Linked DNA regions of Homo sapiens: region 1 is linked to region 2. A link is an interaction called in ENCODE POLR2A ChIA-PET data of the cell type or tissue named here. Cell type or tissue: Panc1. All regions are shown on one strand. Links, peaks and the distances in the headings refer to the core of each region. The heading gives the core; the rest is flanking DNA.

Region 1 (8,346 bases), core at 338-8,337, 48 kb before region 2:
AGGGCAGACAGCTAGTCAGTGGCAGAGTCAGCATTGAGTCAGGCAGGCAGTGTGGCTCCAGAGTCTTGAGCAACCCGTACTAGAATTAGCAACCTTCACTAGGGACCTCTGCTACCATAAGATCTCATATCCCAGTGTCCACAGGCTTTGAACACTCTTCATTTATTTGCTTTTAGGAAGCAGATCAATTTCTATTCCAGTTTATTATTTTTTCCTCATGTCCTATATGCCTCAATATAGAATAGGCTTTTTGTAGGTTGCAAAAAAAAGTGTATATAATTACTCCTCTTTTGGGGGATTCCATTGAAATACCAGGACTTAGACACATAAAACAATTAAATTATAGGGTAAAAAGGAATGGGATTTGCATATTTAGTACATAATATGAGCTAGGCATTTCGCTCAAGATACACATGTAATCCACATAATAATCTATTACTGTTCTCATTTTATAGATAAAGATTCTGGGCAAAGGTGAAAGGTATGAAATAATGTGAAGAAGGTCACATTGATAAGGGTAGAACATATACTTCAACCTAGGTCTGTCTGGTGCCCAAGCTGATACACAATGGATATCTAAAACGCTTGTGGACAATAAAGGGAAGAATAGGAAGAAAGAGAAATCTGAGTTAGAATCCAACATGGGTCCCAGTAGTGGCATTTGAATGGAACTTGAGGATGGGGGCGGCATACTAGAAAGCTGTAGAGACTATGAGGAAAAAGCATGAAAGTAGCAGTAGCATGCTGTATGTGGAGGACGGTGGCCCTGAAAGGGTGAAAGTAATTTTGCAGGAGTGGGAGGTAAGCTTGGTGACCATTTGATTTCATAATGCTAGACTTTAGGAAGACACATGAAAAGTTTGAACCTGATTAGGAGTCATTGTGAGGCATTATAAGCCCCCAAGAAGTGTCTGAAGAACAATGTCATAATTAGTGAAATGAAATAATTATTTAGTGAACATGAGAGAGAGCACATCCATTAAACTACGACTGAGATTAATGGAAATTCTGTGGTTAAAATTTAAAATCGGACGAATGATAAAGAAAATTCAGCCAAGCTTTTGCCACAAATCTGCTGCTTAAAAAGAAATAGTCATAGACCCTCAAAATAATACCCAGGCAATTGAAAAAGTCAGCAGGTGATTTACAATATGCCACTGAATTGAAGAGCTTTGGAAGGAGGTTTACTTAAACCTCATGAACACAATGATTTAAAGCATGGAGTGGAGTCACCAGTGTGGGCAGAAGTGAGAAAAGTTATTGCGAAAACAGCCTGTCTTCTCTTGCGTGGAAAAAAAAAACAGAAGCAGGGAGGATCTGTAGTCAATCAGCATGTCTAAATGACTATATCACCCTAAAAAATGCAGATCAACACTGGGCTTTTCAAAGTTAAGATGGATTTCACCTCCCTTCCTCTTCCCTCCTCCACATGCTCAAGATCCTGTACCACCATCCTTTGTGATCACTACAGAATTGAATTGGTGATGAGCTGTAACTGAGATTTGGAACAGAACACTGTGAAGTCAATACACCAGCTGGGCAGAAAGTCCAAGAAACATAAATTTCTTGGAAAATGACCCCATATTTTGGCAATCATTACTGTGAATGAGAGTACTTCAGAATCTTAACCCAGAACAAAGTAGCAGACTTTGTCCCACAAACTCCTCTACAGTATGTTTTACTGTAATGTTTATCCCTGACTCACACTTGCAGGAAAAATGATGTTTATTCCTGAATTACTTTGAAGGATTTTATGCTGTAAAACAATTTCAGACTTTATTGTGTGCTATTAAAACTTTAAATTCTTTTTCTCACTATGAAGATTTTTCTTTTGAAGAATGTTATAAATGTATTCCTGTGAAATGCTTTAAAATAAAAAACACAATATATTTAGAATCTACTAATGTTTATGGTTTAAACATTTCCACTTTCAAGTATTAAACTTGTTGTAGCAAGTCAGGCTAACCTAGAACCTCCTGTAATTAGGACCCCACAGCAGAAAAGAGACAAATTACAAGTGAAACAGTTTTGCCATTTTCCTAGTTGATTTCTTTTGGCAGTGTACAGTAGGGAACCTGACGAATTCCACCTTATTCTATAGTAAGTAGCGTGTGCAAGTCCAGAGGTCTTTCTCTGCAGAAATAGTATTCTTTAAAAGTCTAGAAAAGGCCACATGTAGTGGCTAAAGCCTGTAATCCCAGTGCCTTGAGAGGCTGAGGCAGCAGGATCGCCTGACGCCAGGAGTTTGAGACCGTCCTGGGCAACAAAGTGAGACACCCCTCTCTACAAAACATAAAATCAGCTAGGTGGCGTTTGCTTGTAGTCTCAGCTACTCAGGAGGCTGAGGTGGAAGAATCATCTGAGCCCAGGAGTTTGAGGTTTCAGTGAGCTATGCTCGTACCACTGCACTCAAGCCTGGATGACAGAGTGAGACACTGTCTCTAAAAATAAATAAAAAATAAATAAATAAAAATAAAATAATAAATAACAGTCTACAGAGGACTTGTAGACCTGGAGTTTGGGCAATCAGGGAGAATAAAACACCCTCTATACTGCTTTGTTAAGCCAGGGATGCCATCTTTCGCCTCCATGTTCCTTCTTGTATTCTCTTAATCTCTGAAAAGCAGCTGATAAACATAAGTGAAAATAACATGAGAACGGGCACTCCTCTTGGAGTAAAGCTCTGAGTTCTAGACACAGCTCTGCCATTTAACAGTATGGTCTTGTGGCCGGGCGTGGTGGCTCACGCCTGTAATCCCAGCACTTTGGGAGGCCGAGGCGGGCGGATCACGAGGTCAGGAGATCGAGACCAGCCTGGCTAACACAGTGAAACCCCATTTCTACCAAAAATACAAAAAAATTAGCCGGGCGTTGTGGCAGGCGCCTGTAGTCCCAGCTACTTGGGAGGCTGAGGCTGGAGAATGGCGTGAACCCAGGAGGCAGAGTTTGCAGTGAGCCGAGATCACGCCACTGCACTCCAGCCTGGGTGATAGAGTGAGGCTCCATCTCAAAAAACAACAACAACAAAACAAAACAGTATGGTCTTGTACAATTTTAACCTCTGAGCTTCAGTTTTTGTTTTTGTTTTTGTCAACTCATTTATTCAAGCAATATTTACTGTGTGCTCTGAGTTAAGCACTGAAGTTATAGAAATGAACAATTTACACACAGATTCTGCCTTTGTGAAGCTTATAGCCTATGGAGGAAAATAGATACTAAACAAACAATTGCATTAATAATGAGTTGGTTGTAGTTTTGATGAGTGCCAAGAAGGAACAGTACAGCAGACATTGATTCCTCGTAGCAGAGGATCCTAAGCTTGCTCTTGTGGGTCCTAAATGACAAAATGTGACTGGCACATAGTAGGTTCAATAAACGCAAGCTGAATCCGAAAATATGCTACTTGGCTAATGCATAAACTGGCAAAACAAAAACAAAACTCCATGTATTAGTCCGTTTTCATACTGCTGATAAAGACATACCCAAGACTGGGTAATTTATAAAGAAAAAAATTTAATGGACTCACAGTTCCACATGGCTGGGGAGGCCTCACAATCATGGCAGGAGGCAAAAGTCACATCTTACTTAATGGCAGACAAGAGAGAAGGAGAGCCAAGTGAAAGGGGTTTCCCCTTATAAAAACATCAGATCTCATGAGACTTATTCACTACCAAGAGAACAGTATGGGGAAAACAGTCCCCGCCATGATTCAAGTATCTCCCACCAGGTCCCTCCCACAACACGCGGGAATTATGGGAGCTACAATTCAAGATGAGATTTGGGTGGGGACACAGCCAAACTATATCACCCCAGTACCAAAGTTCTCTGATTGCTATTTTAGTTTGCTTGCCTATCAGAAAATTGATAGCAGTCTTCTCATTCAGGGAGCTGACATAAGAAAAGTGAAGAATTTCATGTAGCTTGTGCTTTACCTTGAGGAGAGGTAGAAAATATTTCAAGGACTCAAATTCAGTATATCTCTTGGGTATAAATAAATCTTAAGGAATTCATGTAAGTGGCTTTTTTGTTCTCTCTCTGTGTGTGTGTGTGTGTGTGTGTGTGTGTGTGTGTTCCCCCATACTGCTTTGGTGTGTTACCCAAAACATAAATCCTTTGACAAGTGATTTTCTTTTCCTTAGAAAGAAGCTTAAAATATGAAGCAATGACTCAGGTGCCATTGGGTAAGATATTTAATAGAAATAAATTTAATTCAATTTTGTGCATTTTACCACATTTCTATGAGGAAAAAAAAATAGGAGGAATCTGACCTGATAATTGAATGGAGCCTTGTTCTACTAGCACTCATTAAATTAAATGATTGTTTTGCTGCAAGGCAAAGTAAAACTAAAAATGGAATATTATAGCCCCAGGAGGCAACCCAGGAAGTGTCATAATGGCTCACCTGATGAACTCTAAATCTAAATTTTACGAGGAAAAATACTGCTTTTAGTAATGCAGTGGTTCTGTTTTTTATATCATTGCTTGAGATATTTAGGATATCTTGTATTGTTGTGGCCATCTTTAAGATCAAGAAACCCAAAACAAAAAAAAGGAGGAAGTTACGTCCTCAAGGAAATGTTATTAGTCAGAAGTAAGGCCAGAAGTACATGTCTCTGACTCACAGGATTCAGCTTCAGGAGTCAGTGGTATGATGAGGAGAAATGGCAAAATAAAGAGGGGGATGGGAAGAGAAATGAAGTCCATAGAGAAAGAGGGGAGAAAGAAGGAAGCTGAAGGAGAGAAATTTTAAAAGAATTGCTTCTTCCGTATTAATTTAGAGTGGCTGGGAATAATTTTATAGAAATTTTAATGAAAGTTACAACATCTGGGAAAGTTTTTCTTTGATTATTTCTTTTCTTTTCTCTCTTTCTTTCTTCTTCCTCTTCTCCTTCTTTTCTTTTTCTTGAAGCAGGGTCTCACTCCTGTTGCCCAGGCTGGAGTGCAGTGGTGCCACAGCTCACTGTGGCCTTGACTTCCCGGGCTCAAGGGATGCTCCCACCTCAGCCCCTATGAGTAACTGGGACTATAGGGTGTGCCACCATGCCTAGATAATTTTTGTAATTTTAGAAGAGAAGGGGTTTTGCCATGTTGCCCAGGCTGATCTCAAACTCCTGGGCTCAAACGATCCACCCACCTCAGCCTCCCAAAGTGCTGGGATTACAGGCATGAGCCACCGTGCCCAGCCCTGATTGTTTCTTTGACTGTTTTTGAATGAATACTCCAAAACATTGATAAGTTAAATGTTCAGAAGATCAAACTTTGGAAGGGATAACATGATTTTTTTAAGTGAAAGCAAGTTTATTAAGAAAGTTAAGGGACTAAAGAATGGCTACTGCATAGGCAGAGCAACGAGCTAACATGATTTTAAAAATTTTACAGATTGGAAAATTGGGCCAAAATAAGTAATACAAGCTGTAGGATTGATAAATTAAAATTTAACATTCAGATCCTTATCTAATGACACAAATCCTGTCTACCCTAGCTTTGTTCAGAGCCCATGATGATATCATCCATAGGCTCTGTTTACTCCTTGCCCAACACCCAGGGCTAATGAAAGCAGGTCTTGTCAGTGTGTTTGTAACTCCTCCCTGAAATGTGCCATAGAAGGTGCCACACTGTCATAGTTAAGAGTGTGGACTTTGTCATCAAAAGGACTTTTCTTTGGATTATGCATCCTGCTGTATGATGTTGAGAAAATTAAGCTTTCTAAGTTTCAATTCCTTCATTTAGAAAATGTGATTAATGATAGTAACTAACCTAGAGGGTTGCTGTGAAGATTAAATGAAGTAACACATAACAAACTAATTAAAAGCAGACTTTGGAGCCAAAATGCCTGAGTTTGAATTCTACCTCTGCTAACTGTTGTCCATTTGATTTTAGGTAAGTTGATTATATTCTTTGTGTCTCAGTTTCCTCATCTGCAATATAGGAGTAATACATACTATCTACCCCATAGATGAGGGGGGTTAAATTAATTTAAGTAAAACACTTAGAATAGTACCTGGCATTTAGAAAGCAGCCAATAAGTGATTATGATTTTTATTATATAATTGATCAATATATATTAGCTACTATCATATGTCTTTATTTTTAATATTATTATTACCACTATATACATTATCTCCCTGAGCAACAGGGGAAGCATTGACCCTAAGCATCTCTATATAATGGCTATTTTATGTGTCAAATTTCAATAACTCTTTTCCTTATTTCTGATTTAAATTCAGGTCTCTTTTAGTCTAGTAGCCTCACTGTGAACCACAATTCTTACTCTCTCAGTTTGACCAGAATTCAGTTTCCCTCATCCCAGTTCTAGATGGTAATTTCAGGATCCTCCAAGTATGGATTGGCTCTCGCACCAATGAAGACAGGTTTCTATGGGATGGTGACTCTGAGACCCACCTGATGACAAGAATCTTCTCTTCCTTGGAAAGCCACCCATTGTAGTTTTTAGATATCCACCCTAGTCTGGATCAAAATCAAGTTTCATGGGCCTTTAAATTTTATGAGTTAGAATTCTATACCTCTCTCAGGACTAGGTTGTGGGAATACCTGGTTGGCTATGGATGAGTTCTTTCAGTTCACCAGTCTCAATTTCTGGCAGGCATCACTAATATACAATTAATTTATATGGACCTAACAAAAGGTTAGTGTGTGGAGAGGAGAACATCTTAAAAGATCCAATATATGAATTCTCAATTTTTAAATACTGGGCATCAGTTTGATTGACAGGAATTATTAAGAGTATATCTAGTTCTTTTTTTTTTTTTAAGTTATACTTTAAGTTCTGGGATACATGTGCAGAACGTGCAGGTTTGTTACATAGCTATACACGTGCCATGGTGGTTTGCTGCACCCATCAACCCGTCATCTACATTAGGTATTTCTCCTAATGCTATCCCTCCCCTACTCCCCTACCCCTTGACAGGCCCCAGTATGTGATGTTCCCCTTCCTGTGTCCATGTGTTCTCATTGTTCAGCTCCCACTTATGAATGAGAACATGGAGTGTTTGGTTTTCTGTTCCTGTGTTAGTTTACTGAGAATGATGATTTCCAGCTTCATCCATGTCCCTGCAAAAGACATGAACTCATCCTTTTGTATGGCTGCATAGTATTCCATGGTGTATATGTGCCACATTTTCTTAATCCACTCTATTATTGATGGGCATTTGGGTTGGTTCCAAGCCTTTGCTATTGTGAATAGTGCTGCAATAAACATACGTGTGCATGTGTCCTTGTAGTAGAATGGTTTATAATCCTTTAGGGTATATACCCAGTATTGGGATTGCTGGGTCAAATGGTATTCTGGTTCTAGATCCTTGAGGAATTGCCACACTGTCTTCCACAATGGTTGAACTAATTTACACTCCCACCAACAGTGTAAAAGCATTCCTGTTTCTCCACATTGTCTCCAGAATCTGTTGTTTCCTGACTTTTTAATGATCGCCATTCTAACTGGTATGAGATGGTATCTCAATGTGGTTTTGATTTACATTTCTCTAATGACCAGTGAGGATGAGTTTTTTTTCATATGTTTGTTGGCCACATAAATGTCTTCTTTTGAAAAGTATCTGTTTTTTTGATGTGGTTTTTTTTTTTCTTGTAAATTTGTTTACGTTCTTTGTAGATTCTGGATATTAGCCCTTTGTCAGATGGATAGATTGCAAAAATTTTCTCCCAATTTGTAGGTTGCCTGTTCACTATGATGATAGTTTATTTTGCTGTGCAGAAGCTCTTTAGTTTAATTAAATACCATTTGTCAATTTTGGCATTTGTTGCCATTGCTTTTGGTGTTTTAGTCATGAAGTCTTTACCCATGCCTATATCCTGAATGGTATTGTGTAGGTTTTCTTCTAGGGTTTTTTGTGGTTTTAGGTCTAATATTTAAGTCTTTAATCCATCTTGAGTTAAATTTTGTATAAGGTGTAAGGAAGGGGTCCAGTTTCAGTTTTCTGCATATCACCAGCCAGTTTTCCCAAAACCATTTATTAAATAGGGAATCCTTTCCCCCTTACTTGTTTTTGTCAGGTTTGTCAAAGATCAGATGATTGTAGATGTGTGGCATTATTTCTGAGGCCTCTGTTCTGTTCCATTGGTCTATATATCTGATTTGGTACCAGTGCCATGCTGTTTTGGTTGTAGCCTTGTGGTATAGTTTGAAGTCAGGTAGTATGATACCTCCAGCTTTGTTCTTTTTGTGTAGGATTGTCTTGGCTACATGGGCTCCCTTTTGATTCCATATGAAATTTAAAGCAGTTTATTCTAATTCTGTAAAGAAAGTCAATGGTAGCTTGATGGGGATAGCACTGAATCTATAAATTACTTTGGGCAGTAAGGTCATTTTCA
Region 2 (8,346 bases), core at 111-8,110:
AAGAGGAGCTGGTACCATTCCTACTGAAACTATTCCAAAAAAATTGAGGAGGAAGGACTCCTCTCCAACCCATTCTACAAGGCCAGCATCATCCTGATGCCAAAACCAGAGAGAAAAGCAACAACAAAAATAAAAACATCCAGCCAATATCCTTGATGAACATTGATGCAAAATTCCTCAACAAAATATTAACAAATTGAATCCAGCAGCACATCCAAAAGGGAACCCACCGTGATCAAGTAGGCTTTACCTCTGGGATGAAAGGCTGGTTCAATAGACACAAAACAATAAAAGTGATTCATCACATAAACAGAACTATAGACAAAAACCACATGATTATCTCAATAGATGCAGAAAAGACTTTTTATAAAATACAACATCAATTCATATTAAAAATCCTCAATAAACTAGGCATTCAAGGAATATACTTCAAAGTAATAAGAGCCATCTATGACAAACCTGTAGCCAACATCATACTGAATGAGCAATAGCTGGAAGCATTCCCCTTGAAAACTGGCATAATACAAGGATGCCCACGGTCACCACTCCTGATCAACATGGTATTGCAAGTCCTGGCCAGAGCAATCAGGCAAGAGAAAGAAATGAAAGGCATCCAAATGAGAAGAGAGGAATTCAAAACTATCCCTGTTTGTAGACTACATGATTCTGTATCTAGAAACCCCCATAGCCTCTGCACAAAATTTCCTTGAGCAATAAACAACTTCAGCAATGTTTCAGGGTACAAAATCAATGTACAAAAATTAGTACCATTTTTATACACTAATAACATCCAAGCTGAGGACCAAATCAGGAATGCAATTCAATTTACAGCTGCCACAAAAAGAATAAAAAAACTAGAAATACAGCTAACAGGGAGGTGACAAATTTTTACTGTCACCTGAGAATGAGGTGACAAAATGAGAATGAGAATTACAAAACACTGCTAAAAAAATTAGCAATGACACAAACAAATAGAAAAACATTTTATGCTCATGGATAGGAAAAATCAATATCATTAAAATGGCCATACTGTCCAAAGCAATTTACAGATTTAGTACTATTCCTATCAATTACATTCTTCACAGAATTAGAAGAAAACAACTGTAAAATTCATATGGAATGCAAAAAGAGCTCAAATAGCCAAGGCAATCCTAAGCAAAAAGAATAAAGCTGAAGGCATCATGCTACCTGACTTCAAATTTATACTACAGGGCTATAGTAACCAAAACAGCATGGTACTGCTACAAAAACAGACACATGGGCCAATGGAACAGAATAGAGGGCCCAGAAATAAGGCTGCATACCAACAAACACGTGATCTTCAACAAAGCTGACAAAAACAAGCAATGGAAAAGGACTCCCTATTAAATAATTGGTGCTGGGATAACTGGCTAGCCATATGCAGAAGATCAAGACTGGACCCCTTCCTTACACCGTATACAAAAATCAACTTAAGATGGATTACGCCGGGCACAGTGGCTTACACCTGTAATCCCGGCACTTTGGGAGGCCGAGGCGGGCGGATCACGAGATCAGGAGTTTGAGACCAGCCTGGCAACATAGTGAAACCCTGTCTCTACTAAAAATACAAAAAATTAGCCAGGTGTGGTGGCAGGCACCTGTAATCCCAGCTACTCTGGAGGCTGAGGCAGGAGAATTGCTTGCACCCCAGAGGCGGAGGTTGCAGTGAGCTGAGATTGTGCCATTGCACTCCAGCCAGGGCAATAGTGCGAGTCTCTGTCTCAAAAAAAAAAAAAAAAAAAAGATGGGTTAAATACTTAAATATAAAATGTAAAACTATAAAAACCCTGGAAGATAACCTAGGAAATACCATTCTGGACATAGGTACAGGGAAAGATTTCATGATGAAGATGCTAAAAGCAATTGCAACAAACAGAAAATTGACAAATGGGATCTAATTAAACTAAAGAGCTTCTGCACAGCAGAAGAAACTATCAACAGAGTAAATAGACAACCTACAGAATGGGAGAAAGTATTTGCCAACTATGCATCCAGCAAAGGTCTAATATCCAGAATCTATAAGGAACTTAAACATTACAAGCAAAAAAAAAAAAAAAAAAAAAAAAACTCACTAAAAGTGAGTAAAGAACATGAACAGACACTTTCCTCTGTCTCTGTCTCTTTCTCTGCCTCTGTCTCTGTCTCTCTCTCTCTCTCTCTTTTTTTTTTTTTTTTTTTTGAGACAAGCTCTTGCTCTGTTGCCCAGTCTGGAGTGCAGTGGTGCAATCTTGGCTCACTGAAATCTCCATCTCCTGGGCTAAAGCCATCCTCCCATCTCAGCCTCCAGAGTAGCTGGGATCACAGGCACATACCAACACACCAAGCTAATTTTTGTAATTTTGGTGGAGATGGAGTTTTGCCATGTTGCCCAGGCTCATCTCAAACTTCTGAGGTCAAACGATCCACCTGTCTCAGTCCCGCAAAATGCTGGGATTATAGGTAAAAGCCACTGTGCTTGGCCAACAGACACTTTTCAGAAGAAACCATATATGTGGCCAAGAAGCATATGAAAAAATGCTCAACATTACTAATTATTAGAGAAGTACAAATCAAAACCACAATGAGATATCATCTCACACCAGTCAGAATGACTATTATTAAAAAGTAAAAGAAAAATTATAGATGCTGGCATGATTGCAGAGAAAAGGGAATGCTTATCAACTGGTGGTGGGAGTGTAAATTAGTTCAGCCATTGTGAACAACAGTTGCAAATCCTCAAAAAACTTAGAATTACCATTCTATCCGGCAATTCCACTACCGGGTATATACCCAAAATAATATGAATTGTTCTACTATAAAATACATGCATGCATAAGTTGATTGCAGCACTATTCACAACAGTGAATACGTGGAATCAACCTAAATAACCATCAACAGTAGATTGTGTAAAGAAAATGTGTTACAAATACACCATGGAATACTACACAGTCATAAGAAAGAATGAGATAATGTCCTTTGAAGCAACATGGATGGAGCTGGAGGCCATTATCCTGGGAAAACTAACATAGGAACAGAAAACCAAATACTGCATCCTCTTACTTGTAAGTGGGAGCAATACAACAAGAACACATGGACACTAAGAGGGGAACAACAGACATTGGGGACTACTTGAGGGCAGAGGATTGGAGGACAGGGAAGATCAGGAAAAACACCTATTGGGTACTATGTTTATTACCTGGGTAGTGAAATAATTTGTATCCCACATCCCTGTAACATGCAATTTACCTATACGACAAACCTGCACATGTACCCCTAAACCTAAAATAAAAGTTAAAATAATAAATGAATAAATAAATAAATACAATTAAAATTTATTTTCATTTCCTCTTTGACTTTTCAGACATGTATTAATGGCCACATATTTGTAAATTTTCCAATTTTCTATGCTATTGATTTCTAGTTTTATATCATTGTGGTCAGAAAAGATATTTGATATGATTTCAATCTTCTCAAATTTGCTGAAACTTGTTTTGTAACCTATCATATGATTTATGCTACAGAATATTTCATGTGCACTTGAAATGAATGTGTATTCTGCTACTGTTGAATAGAATATTCTATATGTATCTGTTAGGTCTATTTGGTATACAGTGTTGTTCACATCCACTCTTTCCTTATTGATTTTTTATTTTTATTTTTTGGTATGGATGTTCTATCCATTGTTGAAAGTGAGATATTGAAATCCTTCACTACAACTATATTGCTCTTCGTTTCTCCCTTTAGTTCTGTTAATTACTATATATATATAGGTGTTCTGATATTGGGTACATATGTATTTACAATTGTTATGTTCTCTTAATGGATTGATTCCTTTATCATTATATAATGACCCTCTCTGTGTCTCATTACAGTTTTCTGCTTAAAGTTTTTTTTTTTTTTTTTGAGACAGAGTTTCGCTCTTGTTGCCTAGACTGGAGTGCAATGGTGCAGTCTCAGCTCACTGCAACCTCCGCCTCCCAGGTTCAAGCAATTCTCCTGCCTCAGCCTCCCGAGTAGCTGGCATTGCAGGCATGAGCCACTGTGCCTGGCCAAAGTCTATATTGTCAGGTATATTTATAGACACTCATGCTCTCTTTTGGTTATCATTTGCTTAAAGTATTCTCTTCCATTCCATCACTTTCAATGTGTATGTGTCCTTAAAGCTTAAGTGAGTCTTTTATAGGCAGCATATGGTCAGATATAGTTTTTAAAAATCCATTCAGCAATTGTATATCTTTGATTAGATAATTTAATTCACTTATATTTAAAATAATTATTGATAGGTAAGAATTTGCTATTGGCATTTTTGTTAGTTGCTTTTGTATTGCTTTGTTGTTCTTTTCCTCCTCTTACTGTCTTCCTTTGCCATTTAATGATTTGGTATGCTTTGATTCCTTTATATATGTCTTTTGTGTATCTACTACAGCTTTTTTCTTTGTGGTTACCATGAGGAGTACATAAATATCTCATAGTTTAAAAAAGTATATTTTAAGCTGATAAGAACATAATTTCTATTGCATGCAAAACTACACTTTTATAAATGACCAAAAAGTGTATGAGAAAGGGCTCAACGTCACTAATCAATAGGGAAATACAAATCAAAACCAATATGAGGTGTCATCTCACACCTGTTAGGATGGCTGTTATCAAAAAGACAGAAGATTACAAGTATTGGTGAAAATGTGGAGAGAAGGGAACCCTTGTACACTATTGGGGGAGGGGAGATTTTACATTGGAATAGCCATTATGAAAAACAGTGTGAAGTTTCCTCAAAAAATAAAAATCGGCCAGACATGGTGGCTCACGCCTGTAATCCCAGCACTTTGGGAGGCCGAGGTGGGCAGATCACAAGATCAGGAGATCAAGACCATCCTGGCTAACATGGTGAACATGGTGAAACCCTGTCTCTACTAAAAATACAAAAAATTAGCCAGGCGTGGTGGCAGGCACCTGTAGTCCCACCTACTTGGGAGGCTGAGGCAGAAGAATGGCGTGAACCCAGGAGGTGGAGGTTGCAGTGAGCTGAGATCATGCCACTGCACTCCAGCTTGGGCGACAGAGTGAGACTTCGTCTCAAAAAAAAAAAAAAAAAAAAAAACACTAAATAAAAAAAATAAAAATCAGAACTACCATATGATTTGACAATTCCACCACTGGGTATATATTCAAAGAAAATGAAATCATTGTGTCAAAGAGATGTCTGCACTTCTATGTTCATTCCAGCACTGTTCACAATAGCCAAGATACAGAATCAATCTATGTGTCCATCAGTGGATGAATGGACAAAAAGAAATGTCAGCTGGGTGCGGTGGCTCATGCCTGTAATCCCAGCGTTGTGGGAGGCTGAGGTGGGCAGATCACTTGAGCTCAGGAGTTCAAGACCAGCCTGTGCAACATGGTGAAACCCCGTCTCTACAAAACAAATAAACAAACAAACAAAAATCAGCCAGGTGCGTGCCTGTAGTCATAGTTACTCAGAAGATTGACATGGGAGGATCACTTGTTCCTGGGAGGGAGAGGTTGCAGTGAGCCAAGATCATGACACTGCATTCCAGCCTGGGCAACAGAGCCAGACTCTGTCTCAAAAAAAAAAAAAAAAAAAAAAAAAAGTCATGTATTTATATACAATGAGATATTATTTAGCTTTAAGGAATTTCTGCCATTTGAAATAACATGAATGAACCTGGAGCATATTATGTTAAAGGAAATAAACTAGACACAGAAAAACATACATTGCTTGATCCCACATATATGTGGAATCTAAAAAATTTGAACTCATATAAACAGAGAGTAAAAGGATTGTTACCAAAGTTTGAAGTGTGGGAGAAATGGAGAAATGTTGCTTCAAGAGCACAAACTTTCAATCATAAGATGAATGAATTCCAGGGATTTAATGTATATCATGGTGATTATAGTTAATAATACTGTGATGTATACTTTACATTTGCTAAGAGAAGAGATCTCAAGTATATATATCACACACACACAAACAAAACCAAATGTTTGAACTGATGGATATGTTATTTAGTGTGATTTTTGTGACTATTTTACAATGTATATGTATAATAAAGCACCATGCTATACAACTTAAAAGTTGCTGAGCTTCCTTAAAGCAATTAATTTGAATTCTTTGTCAGAGAGTTCATAAATTTTCATTTCTTTAGGATTGGTTACTCGTGCTTTAATTTGTTCCTTTGGTGGTGTCCTATTTCCTTGATTGTGCTTGATCTCTGTGGCTGTTAGTGTCTGCACATTTGAAGTAGAGATTTATTCCAGTCTTTGCATACTGACTTGGTTTGGGAAAAGCCCTTCACCAGTCAGCCTATGCAGAAATTCTTGGCAAGCTGTCTGGTATGGTTTGTGGATAGGCTTACTGTTCATTCTTAGGCACAATGGTCTAGTGCCTGGGTTAGCAGGTAGGTGGGCCTGGCACCAGGTCCATGGAGTTGGGCCTAGCACTTGAATTCACTGGGGTGGAACCTGTTGATTGAGTCCATGGGAGTGCACCTAGAGTCTAGGTCTGTGAGTGCAGGCTGGGAACCCATGTCTGTGTGACCTAGCCTGAAGCCTGGGTCTACAGGAGCTAACCTGGTGCTGGGGTGAGCCTTGAGCCTGAGTCCACAGGGGTCATTCAGGTACTGGGATTGGCCTGGCATCTGGGTCCACTGGGATGGTCCTGCAGCCTGAGTCCACAGGAGCCTATCTGGTGCTAAGGCATGCCTGGAGATTAAATTTGTGAGGGAAGGCCTGGGTCTTAGGTCCATAGGGGCTGGCTTGGAAAATAGATCTGCAGGGGTGGTCCTGGAGTCTCAGTTTACAGGGACTGGTCTAGCACCAGGGTATACTATGGTGGTGGGCCTGGATCCTGAGTCTCCTGGAGCAGGCCTGGACCGTGAGTCTACTGGAACCTAGTACCACAAGGACCAGTGTGGAGCTTGGGGCTGGCCTGCTGCTGGGGCAGGTGTTGAGCCTGGGTTTGTGAGTTTACATCTATTGTGTCCCCAAACTTTAATCACTCTAGAATCTAAATATATAGCGATCTGGCCCTTTTATCCTCCAATTACTGGTCTCCCTAATTTCACAGAGTAGCCAGAAAGTTTGCAGATAAAGAATATAATAGAGAATGGCATCAGCAAGATGATAGAATAGGACTTTCCAGGGCTTATCCCCTCACAGGAATATCAATTTGAACAACCATCCATGCAAGAAAATACCTTCACAAGAACTAAGGTGAGAGATTATGCCACCTGGGTGAAGCATGGAAATAAGATGCATTGAAGAGGGTAGGAAGGACAGTTTCATATTACACCCTTCCCCAAGCTCAGATAGAGCAGCTCAGAGAGAGATACCCTTCGCATGAGGGAAGGAGAATGAAGTGAGCACCCAACTTTGCTGCACACCCCAGCATCAGGCCCATCTCAGTGAACCCCAGCACGAGGCTAGACCAAGCCACCAGCCTGGCACCTGCAGACCTGGGCTCCAGGCCCACTCCAGCACCAGGCTGGCCTCCACTGTCCCAGGTTCCAAGACAGCCCTAGGTTCCAACAGTACAGCCTCTGTTGCCCCAGGCCCCAGGCTCCAGGCCCACCCACCGCAGCTCCAGGCCAGCTTCTGCAGACTCCAGCCTCAGAACTTCCCTGCAGATATAATCTCCCAGCCTCTAGTTTGGCCTCCAGTCAGACTCCAGGCCCATGCAGGCCAGGCCAGTCCCTGGAGCGCCAGGTTTCATGCGTGCCCCAGGTTCCAGACCAGCCCAGAGCCAGGTCGGCCCACACAGCCCCAGGCTTTAGGCAAGTCCTCTGGCCTCAGGCCCAAGGCCAGCACCCACTGATACAGGATCCAGGCTTGCCCAATACCAGGCCAGTCCCTGCAGCCCCATCTTCCAAGCTGGGCTCTACATCCCTATACTACAGCATACCAATGGTCCAGGCTCTCCCAGTATACCCTAGTACTGGGCTAGCCCCACAGACTCAGGATCCAGGACTGCCCCAGTGGATCCAAGTCCAGGCCAGCTCCCATTGCCCCAGTATCCAGGCCAGATCTTGCACCTAACCTCCAGGCCAGCACCCAAACACCCAGACTCCAGGCTGGCCCCATAGCCCCAGGCTCCAGGTCGGCCCCCATGGCTTCAGGCATGAGGCCACTATCCACAGTCCTAGGCTCCTAACCAGTCTCCAATTTGAGGGCCTTTGCTGTGAGGGGTTTCTAGGGGCATTGTAGCATAAAGTAGTGAGGTAACACATAGGAATAGTTTAATTATTAGAGACTTTTTGACATTTCATTATTATTTCACTTTTTTTTGTTTTTTAGACTTCTTTGTTAAAAGATGGGAGTAGGGACACAGTA

The links. Peaks named below come from ENCODE experiments on the same cell type or tissue, not always from the same donor. Only the 100,000 strongest peaks of a DNase experiment are listed, where the experiment ranks them.
Region 1: POLR2A ChIA-PET joins it to region 2 with 9 read pairs; 7 of 35 experiments call an interaction of 5 or more read pairs at or near these places.

The regions. Positions count from the first base shown.
Region 1 is chr1:197,835,299-197,843,644 of GRCh38, reverse strand. No RefSeq gene overlaps it. Among named protein-coding and RNA genes, the nearest start is that of C1orf53, 63 kb to the left of the region's middle. In Panc1, for the core only: no CTCF peak of the experiment used is centred there; a DNase peak (open chromatin) is centred at 4,529.
Region 2 is chr1:197,787,490-197,795,835 of GRCh38, reverse strand. No RefSeq gene overlaps it. Among named protein-coding and RNA genes, the nearest start is that of DENND1B, 16 kb to the right of the region's middle. RefSeq lists an enhancer at 7,459-7,959. In Panc1, for the core only: no CTCF peak of the experiment used is centred there; no DNase peak of the experiment used is centred there.